3 separate regions of the Mus musculus genome follow, and all the other regions are linked to region 1. Evidence: chromatin contacts called from ENCODE POLR2A ChIA-PET data. All regions are on one chromosome and are shown on one strand. The core of a region is the stretch at or near the end of the contact, and the rest is flanking DNA. Distances in the headings are between cores, read along the strand shown. Region 1 holds the start of Ppp1r12c (protein phosphatase 1, regulatory subunit 12C). Region 2 holds the start of Ube2s (ubiquitin-conjugating enzyme E2S). Region 3 holds the start of Rpl28 (ribosomal protein L28).

What was found. ChIA-PET counts read pairs that join two places held with the same protein, here RNA polymerase II (POLR2A).
Region 2: POLR2A ChIA-PET joins it to region 1 with 15 read pairs in Patski. The contact joins the promoter of Ube2s here to the promoter of Ppp1r12c in region 1. POLR2A ChIA-PET finds 5 or more read pairs at or near these places in 3 of 5 experiments (Patski and embryonic stem cell).
Region 3: POLR2A ChIA-PET joins it to region 1 with 12 read pairs in Patski. The contact joins the promoter of Rpl28 here to the promoter of Ppp1r12c in region 1. POLR2A ChIA-PET finds 5 or more read pairs at or near these places in 3 of 5 experiments (Patski and embryonic stem cell).

Annotation. Positions count from the first base shown.
Region 1 is chr7:4,500,243-4,503,306 of GRCm38, reverse strand. It overlaps Ppp1r12c (protein phosphatase 1, regulatory subunit 12C), which reads left to right and starts at 1,627. Exons shown (of 22, transcript NM_029834.3): 1 at 1,627-2,041. The coding sequence starts at 1,709.
Region 2 is chr7:4,810,767-4,813,830 of GRCm38, reverse strand. It overlaps Ube2s (ubiquitin-conjugating enzyme E2S), which reads left to right and starts at 1,491. Exons shown (of 4, transcript NM_133777.2): 1 at 1,491-1,668; 2 at 2,275-2,422. The coding sequence starts at 1,666.
Region 3 is chr7:4,791,498-4,794,561 of GRCm38, reverse strand. Rpl28 (ribosomal protein L28) reads right to left here and starts at 1,597. Exons shown (of 5, transcript NM_009081.2): 1 at 1,564-1,597; 2 at 1,153-1,241; 3 at 936-1,059; 4 at 380-498; 5 at 15-144. The coding sequence starts at 1,233. The coding sequence ends at 55.

The DNA of each region.
Region 1 (3,064 bases), core at 378-2,877:
TCCTTAATGAGAAAACAAAAACAAAACACAAACAAACAAAAAACCTATGGGCTGGAGAGAGCAGGGCCGGAGCGAAAGGGGGTGGGGGGAGGAAAAAAAAGAACCGAACAACAAAATCAGGCCCAGAGAGCATGATACAATCTGAATTATAATTCCTAGTGTCTTTTGCAGCCCCAGGTGGGCTGAAGAAAAGTATGTGGTTATTTTGGTCATGTTTGAGGGCCCTCTTTCTGGTATGCTCAGGGAATTATTACCACTAGAAAACGTGGGCTCGTTCTTGGTCTGGAAACTGACTTCTTAGGTACCTTGCATTCTGAGACATATTTGGAAGTCTGGAGCTGAACCCTTTGGAGGCGTGGCCTTGAGACTACATTTCCCAGCTTGCCCTATGTTATCTGATTTCCTTGAACTTTGCTCGGGAACTTTATCGCCATGTTAAAAGATGAGTTTGGCGGTGACAAGCTTTAATCTTGTTTGAGAACTCAATTTCCCGTCGGCCCTTGGTCTACCTGATGCCTTAGGGAGCCCATTCATTCATTCATTCGAAATATTTTTTATTGCCTACTCTCAGGCTTAGTTCTAGTCATTAGGACTAAGAGGGTCTCAAAGAAAACAAATCGAGTTTACTTATAGCCGATGGGAGAGGGACAGATTCAAAACCAAAACAAGTACGGCATGGTGGCACTCCTTTAATTTCATCACTCCAGAGGCAGGAGGAGGCGGAGTTTTGTGAGTTCGAGGCCATTCTGTCTGCATAGTGAGCTTCAAACCAGGCAGGGCTACATACTGAGACCCTGTCTCAAAACAAAAATAACCCCCCCCCCACACACACACACACACAAACAAACAGACTCCTGTAATCCCAGCAATTAGGAGATGGAGACAGGAAGATCAGAAGTTCAAGGGCATTATTAATGAGTTCGAGCGCCATCCTATCTCAAAACAAATCGTAAAAAGTATGCAAAATTTATTTCTATCTCTCAGGATCCGCTATCCGCTATCATTTCCCATGCGCCTTGGGGTAGTCACTTTACAAAGTACACTACATTTCCCAGCATGCCCCAGTAGCCTGTCCGGCCGCTCTACCCAGATTCCCAGCACTCCCTAGGGACATGTCCTCCTTTAGGCAGTTCTCTTTTTGCTTGTTTTTTCGAGAGAGGGTTTCTCTGTGTAGCTCTGGCTGTCCTGGAACTCAGGACCAGGATCAGACCAGACTGGCCTCGAACTCACTGCCTCCCAAGTGCTGGGATTGAGGGCGTGCCTTTTGAGTTTTTCGTTCGACCCCTTCCAGCTCCGGATTTCTAAACGTGCCTCAGGATATATAGCGAGTCTAGCGAAGACTTCCGCTTGTAGAACCCATTTCCCAGCACTTCTGCCGGCCTGCCGGCTGCCTCATTCTCTAACCTATCTGCTCAAGTTATGCAAGGCTCCTCAATGGGGAGAAACTCCACTTCCCAGCTCGCTACGAGGGGCTTCTTTTTAGGCCCTTGCCCCCAGCGATAGCTACGCAAGTCTCAGGCGGGACTCGGTTACCCAGAGGGCTTTGGGTCGGCGCCGTGACGTCAATATACCGAGCGGGGGCTGGGCGAGCTTCTGGGCGGTGCTTGTCGCGCGGCGGTTCCCGGCGGCCCCCGGGGCGGGCGGGTGGCGGCTGTTCGTCGCCCGGTGCTCGCTCGCTCGCTTAGTAGGCGGGCGAGCGGCCGGCGCGATGTCCGGCGAGGATGGTCCGGCAGCGGGCCCGGGGGCGGCGGCGGCTGCTGCGGCCGCCCGTGAGCGGCGGCAGGAGCAGCTGCGGCAGTGGGGGGCTCGGGCGGGCGCCGACCCGGGCCCCGGGGAGCGGCGAGCCCGCACGGTCCGCTTCGAGCGCGCCGCTGAGTTCCTGGCGGCCTGCGCGGGGGGCGATCTGGACGAGGCTCGCCTGATGCTGCGCGCAGCGGATCCCGGTCCCGGCTCCGGCGCTGCGTCCGACCCCGCCGTCCCTCCGCCTGCCCGTGCCGTGCTCGACTCCACCAACGCGGATGGCATCAGCGCCCTGCACCAGGTCAGCGCCCCCGCCCCGCGTCTTCGCCACTCGGGCATCCTCCCTCCTCGGCCCTGATCCACCTCCCCTCGACTGTGCCATCGCTGAGGATCCCGCCTGCTCTGTGGCCGCCTCTTCTCTGTCATTCGTGCTGTCATCTCTCTCCCGTGCATTTTTTGCAGCATCGCTTACTTCCGTGCCTATGCTGGCCGGGTTCCTCCTTTCCTAGCTGGTACTTGTTTGACTGTGCTGAAGTCTTTCCTGACCCAGGCCTGTGGTTTCGTTCTCCTGCACTCTGACTTGACCCTCTTTAGGCCCAGGTCCTTCAGTGTCACTTCTTTGAAGGTCCATCCTGTTTGTGCCTTCCTCTTCTTCCCGTGACTTGTGCTGTACGTTGTGGCCTCAGGACAGTGTACCACGTTGTTTCCTTGAAAAGGCATTTCCTCTGTCGCGTCATCCTTTGCTTTTTTTTTTTTTTTTAATCTTTTCTCTTACCTACAATCCCATGTCCTTAATTACATTATCAATTCATCCCCCCCCCCCCCAATTTGGGGAGCTTGTCACCTCTTATAGAAGTTTCTCCTCAACTCTCTTTCTCTGTTTACATTGTTTGCCTTCCTGGAAACTTGTAGGCATTTGCTCTTCGAGGAGCTGGACCACTTTTCCTTTTGTTTTGTTGTTTTTCCTTTAGACAAGGTCTTGCTATGTAGCCCAGGCCATCCTCAAATGCAGGTCCTTATGTCTCTGCCCTCCTCCTCCTCCTCCTCCTCCTTCTTCTTCTTTTTTTCGAGACAGGGTTTCTCTGTATAGCCCTGGCTGGGAACTCACTGTAGACCAGACTGGCCTCCAACTAAGAAATCCGCCTGCCTCTGCCTCTGCCTCTGCCTCCCCAGTGCAGGGATTAAAGGCGTGCGCCACCATGCCAGGCCCTTCTCTGCCCTTCTTATTTCTGGAATTACATGGCCACTTCACCTATTGTTGGTTCATCTCCTAGACTTTATTTAGGCAACCAACGTCCTTCTTCAAAAAGTGTGCCCTCTCTCC
Region 2 (3,064 bases), core at 242-2,741, 310 kb before region 1:
TGCAGTCAAAGCTTCAGTCTGTTCTCTCCCCAGCATGGGATTACTGCAGATAGTTTAATTCTCTCTAGATCTCTGCCATGCTGTCATAACTGGATTAACACTTCATGGTTAGTAAGAGCCTCTGGGAGTATATGTAAGGACAGGACCAGGAGGTTAATTATGGGTGAGGGAAGAGATGACCTAAATGTGGGCAGCACTATCCCATAGGCTAGAGGATGGATATAAAAGGAACGAGGCCAGGGTATGGTGGCATACACTTTTAATCTCAGTATTCAGGAAGTAGAGGCAGGTGATCTCTGTGAGTTCAGGCCAGCCTGGTCTATAGCTCGAGTTTCAGGAAGGTCAGCCAGGCCTGCACAGAAAAACCCTGGCTTGAAAAGCCAAAACAAGGGCTGAAGAGATGGCTCAGCGGTTAAGATCATCGACTGCTCTTCCGAAGGCCCTGAATTCAAATCCCAGCAACCACATGGTGGTTCACAACCATCTGAAAACAGCTACAGTGTACTTACATAAAACAATAAATAAATCTAAAAAAAGAAAAGCCAAAACAACAACCCCCGACCCCGGGGGAAAAAGGAGTTCCAGGCCAGTAATGAAATTCTGTCTCTCAAAAAGTTAACAGAAGTCTATGGGGTCTGGAGGTCAGTCACAAAGCTCTCAATAAGGACGTGAGACTTCCCTGACTTCTTCCTCTGGCACCCCTACAGAAACAATGGTGGCAAAAGTCACAAGTCATACTCTAGAGGATCAGGAAGTCCAAGCCCTCGGAGTCAACCAACCTGATTTTGAGGGCTTCCTAACACATAACAGGAGCGCAGAACAAAATGGAGCCCCATAGACAAATTATGTCCACACTTCCGCCCTTCCATGGCTTCCAGGTGAGGTCGCCAGACTCCCAGCGTAACATTTGCATACACAAAAGAAATTGAGACATTTCATTGGTCGAGGTTGGAGTCTATCACACTGAGCTGGCTTCCCATTAGTAGCTTTCAATTCCTACCTGCCCCACAAGTCCAGATCACGACCGCCCCTGTTTATTGGTCAAGGCCCCTTCCGTCATCCCTTTAACCCCTCCAGTCCTGTCTTCCCTCGCTCCGCCCCTTCCCCTGCCTAACCGTTAGTCGCGTGCGCGTCTTTCTCCAGGCCGGAGCGCGCGCGCGCACCCCAAGTCGTGGCGGCGTCTCATTCAAACGGTCCAATCAGCGGCCACGTCGCCTCGGCGGGCGCCCCCTTTCTCTCTGCTCTAGGTTTTTAGCCGCTTGGTTCTCCCAGGTCAACTCCTCAGCCGGCGTGAGCCCTCATTGTGATAGCACTCCTCACAAACTGGGTTCGAACTTCTGCTACTATTCTGACAAGAACAGAGAAAAGAGCGTTGACCGCCCAGCAACGTGCGCGTTGACGTACGCGGTCGAGACGTGCCGTGAGGGGGCGGGGCCTGCGAGTAGCTATAAAAGTGCGGTGTTGGGCGCGCGGCCGGTTCTACCGAGGAGCAGACGTAACGTTGTGAGCGTTTCGTAGCGGACGTCGGAATTAGTGGGAGCGGAGTGGGGCCTCGGGGGCCTCGCTAGGGCCACAGCGGCCGGCAGTTGGGCCCCCCGCCCCGGCCGGCGGTCCGAGGAGTGCAGGAAGGGGGCCGGGGGGACCCGCCCCCGGCCGGCTGAAGTCATGGTGAGTGACGCGGGAGGCCCGAGGGGCCGTTGGGGACTCGGGCAGAGGAGGCGACTGCGGCGTCCCAAGTGTTTTCTGGCCAGCTTCTGAGTGCTTTGGTGGCATGGCTGAACGTCCGGAGCCAGGAGTCGGCCCCAGGGCCTTTCAACAAACGGTGCGGGAGCCCAGGCAGCCCTCGGAACCTTGGGGAGGGCTTTGGGCGCCTTGCGGCCCGCCCATGGGTGTTTTAAGGAGCAAGACATCCCGCCGCCATTTCGTCCAGCCTTTTTCTTTTTGGTGTGTGTGGGGGGGCGGCGGTTGATGGGGTTGTTTCAAGCCTAAGTAGGGGAAGGGCTCCGGCTAGGCCTCAGGCCCACCTGGAACCAGTAGTGGACCCATGCGCGTCTTAACGAGCGCTTTGGGTAGGTTCGGGTACGCTGAGCCACGTAGAAGCTTTTTCTGAGACACCGTCCCGGTCAGCCATGGGGCAAAAGCCAGAAGCATCTTAGGTCCAGTTGACAGGCAGTGATTGACAACCTCGGACCTCTAAAGTCTGGATTCTGGTATCCACCCACCTTAATCCTAGCTATTTCAGGCTGCTCACTCTCCTTTTCCCTCCGTGCCTAGAACTCCAATGTGGAGAATCTGCCGCCCCACATCATCCGCCTAGTGTACAAGGAGGTGACAACACTGACGGCAGACCCACCTGATGGCATTAAAGTCTTCCCCAATGAGGAGGATCTCACAGACCTGCAGGTTACCATCGAGGGCCCTGGTGAGTGTGAGCACGGAAGGGAGGGGCCACTTGACCAGATTTCTTCTGTCTTGTGGCTGTGGGACAAATAGGATTCAGCCTCTCAGGTGCTTATGACAAAATGTGGCCTTTTGCTTAGGCTTGCATTAAGGCTGTCAAGTGTTACTTTCCAGAGACGTGAGGATGCATATAAGTGAAGCAGAAATAGAAAGTGTAGCTGGGCGTGGTGGTGCACGCCTTTAATCCCAGCACTCGGGAGGCAGAGACAGGCGAATTTCTGAGTTCGAGGCCAACCTGGTCTACAGAGTGAGTTCCAGGACAGTCAGGGCTACACAGAGAAACCCTGTCTTGAAGAGAAAAAAAAAAAATGTATGCCAGGGGATCTGAAACACTAATCAATCGAATGTCCCAAGACTAAACAAAAAGCATTGTGAGGGGAAACTGGTGGTAATAAGCTGATTTGCATATTTTAAGCAAACCAGTTAGATTTTTCAGACCTCATTTGTCAACTGAATTTCTATATAGTCAGCTAAAATCAGTTTCAAAATCAGGTGACTGGCCTATAATGCTGAGGGTGTGCAATATGTCTGCCTGGTCTGCTGTTAGCTAGTGTAGCAACTGCCAGGTGTAGACCATCTATGATTACCACTTGACCCAAGCAAG
Region 3 (3,064 bases), core at 348-2,847, 290 kb before region 1:
TTTGGAGGCCTAATGGAAGTCAGTGGACTCTTTATTGCTTCGGGCGTGTGGGGCTCAGGAGCTCTTGGTGGGGCGGGTCCGTTTCCTCTTCACCACCACAGGCTTCTGGCTTCGAAGGATGGCACTGGCCCTGCGGATGGCCGCCTGAGGACAGGACAAGGAACTTAGCTCACAAACTCAAAAGACACTCCCATTTACTGCTGCTTGTTTCCTAGGACTCCGGGGAGGCAGGGTGTGTGTGTGTGTGTGTGTGTGTGTGAGTGATCAAAAGTCCCGAGTCTAGCTCCAGCTAGGCAGAGCCAAGCACCCAGGCCTGCATGCAGCCCCTCAGGTTTAGTACCAGCTGCCCCCCTGCCTTAAGTACCCATCCATTACTCACCATACGCAGATCAGGGCGGTACTTGTTCTTTCGGATCATGTGTCTGATGCTGCTGAGGGTAGCCCGAGCATTCTTGTTGATGGTGGTCCTCACATAAGAAGTGGCAGGTTTTCGCTGACCTGGTAAGGAAAGCCTAGGAATCAGTCCATCTGCATGAGCCCTTCAGAGCATCTGCCTGATGGAACACAGAGCCTCTCTGAAGACCATGCTCACCCCATCTTCCCTCCAGCCCATTCAGTACATCCCTTAGGTGACTGTCACAGGTAAGTCTTAAAGCCCGGGAAAATCCCATCCCTCTTTAGGAACCTCCCAGATACAGGAGGGACATAGCGCATGCACTTAATCCAAGCACTCAGGAAGCAGAGGCAGGTGGATCTCTGAGTTCTAGACCAACCTGATGTAGAGTTCCAGGACATTGAGGTCTACATAGAGAAACTGTACTTAAGTTTCTCTCTACACTTCTTAATTTAAAGATCACCTTACACAGCCGGGAAGTCAGAGGAAGGGCAGTTCTGGACCCTGGAAAAAGGGAGCGCTATCGTGTGCAAAGGCTCACCGGATCTGCGTTTCATAACTACCACGACCCCTTTGCCATCGGCGGCCGGCTCCACTCCGACGGTCTTGCGGTGAATTAGCCCGTTGTAGCGGAAGGAGTTTCGGGCTTTCAGATTATTTGGCTCCTGGGGAATAGGTGTACACGATGTTAAGTTAAGGCCCGGAGGCTCCGATACGCAAAAGAGCCACAGTGCCCCTCACACGCGGGCCCGACTCACCGTGCTGTACGTCTGCTTATTCCTCTTGATCAAGAAACTGGAGCAGTTCCGGACGACCATCCACTGCAGATGCGCGGACATGGCGGCGGCTGGGGAGAAGCCGGGGGGGGGGGGGGTGTGAAAGATGTCAGAAAGAAGCAGGCCGTGGACAGGCGGCTGGGTAAGCGGCAGCACCGTTGGGAAAAAGCGAGCAAGAGCTTTACACGGCCGAGGAAAGGGTGAGCAAAGGAGGCAGGCCGAGCTAACACCGCGGAGACTTAGAAGGGGGAAGGGACGCTGAGGCCCCACTTCCGGTGGGGAATGAGGGCAGCGAATGGTGCTTGGGTACAAGGAGAGAAAGCCCAGGCAGGAGACCGAGGCCGTGGGAGCGAGATGGCGGCCACGCGGGACGGACAGAGGCCTCACACTCACCTCCTCTCCCTATGGCGGCCGGAGACGGAAAGAGAGACACGAGAGGCGGGACGACACCTTTAAAATGGCAACGCATTTCCGCTTCCTCCCGTGGCGCGCCTGAACTCGGCTACCCAGCTTCCTCTGGGCCTTGGGTTCCGCCTCCGAGTCTTTTTGACTCGGGAACCTTCGGAGCTCTTCGTCTGAAGGTCCCGGCGAGTTCTCGCGGTGCGTACCGTGATGAGGCGCCGGGGTGGGGTAGGAAGTTTTCGGAACTCGGTGACTCGGTTTTCGTGAGGATCCAAAAGCAGAGAGAGTTCCTAGAGCTATGTTCCCATCGCATCACCCTGATCTGTTCAGTCTGCACTTAGCGCATGGTGGGCACTAATACATATTTTGAAAAAAAAAAACGGTTTTGCGCCCTTGTCTAGTAGATTTCGAGGTGGGATCCTCCAGCCTCAGCCTGTGGATGCAAATATTGAGGATTCCAGATCTCACATTAAGTGGAGCTTAATTGATTTTAAGATTTATTTATTTTTCCCGGGCGTGGTGGCGCACGCCTTTGTTGGATACTCTGAAACTAAAGTTACAGATAGTGCCTACTGAGAATTGAACCACTGTTGTCTGGAAGAGCAGCCAGTGCTCTGAGCCGTCTCTCTCTCCAGTCCCAACTTATTTTTTTTTTTTTTTTTGTAATATGTATGAGGGCTTTCTTAATTTCTTAATTTCCTTTCTTTTTAAGCCTGGATATATATATGAATGCTATGTGCCTGCCTGGTGCCTGGATTCAATTAGACAGTTTTTGAGCCACCATGTGGGTGCTGGGAATAGAACCTGGGTCCTCTGGAAGAGCAGCCAAAACTCTTAACCACTAAGTCATCTCTGCAACTCCTTTTTGTTTTGTTTTTTTGTTTTGTTTTGTTTTGTTTTGTTTTTGTTTTTTTGAGACAGGGTTTCTCTGTGTAGCCCTGGCTCTCCCTGAACTCATTTTGTAGACCAGGCTGGCCTCCAACTCAGAAATCCTCCTGCCTCTGCCTCCCGAGCGCTGGGATTAAAGGCGTGCGCCATCACGCCTGGCTTCAGATTTATTAATTTTAATTATGATGTATGTGGGTGTTGTGTTAACATGTAAAATGCAAAGTCCAAAAGAAACCGTTGATCCTGAGAAACTAGAGTTTCAGGCAGCTGTGAGCTGCCTCATATGAGCTGGTAACCAAACCCAGGTGCTCTGCGAGAGCAGCAAGTGCTCTTAATCACTGAGTCCTCAAGACTTGTTGTTTAAATGGATGCATGAACTATTTTAAAGATTTGCTCTGGCGTGAAGTCTTCAGATGGCAGATGGTTCCATTACTCTTCTTGACCGTGTCCCACACAAACACCAGTGCCCAATGAACCATTTTCAGACCTCTCTAAAAATGTACTGCTGCAGTGTTAAATACCTATTCTTTCATGCCTGGTTCTGTCTATGCAGAAACATTCCATGTCTGTCCTCAGCAATACCTGGCCAATCCCGGCAGCTTTT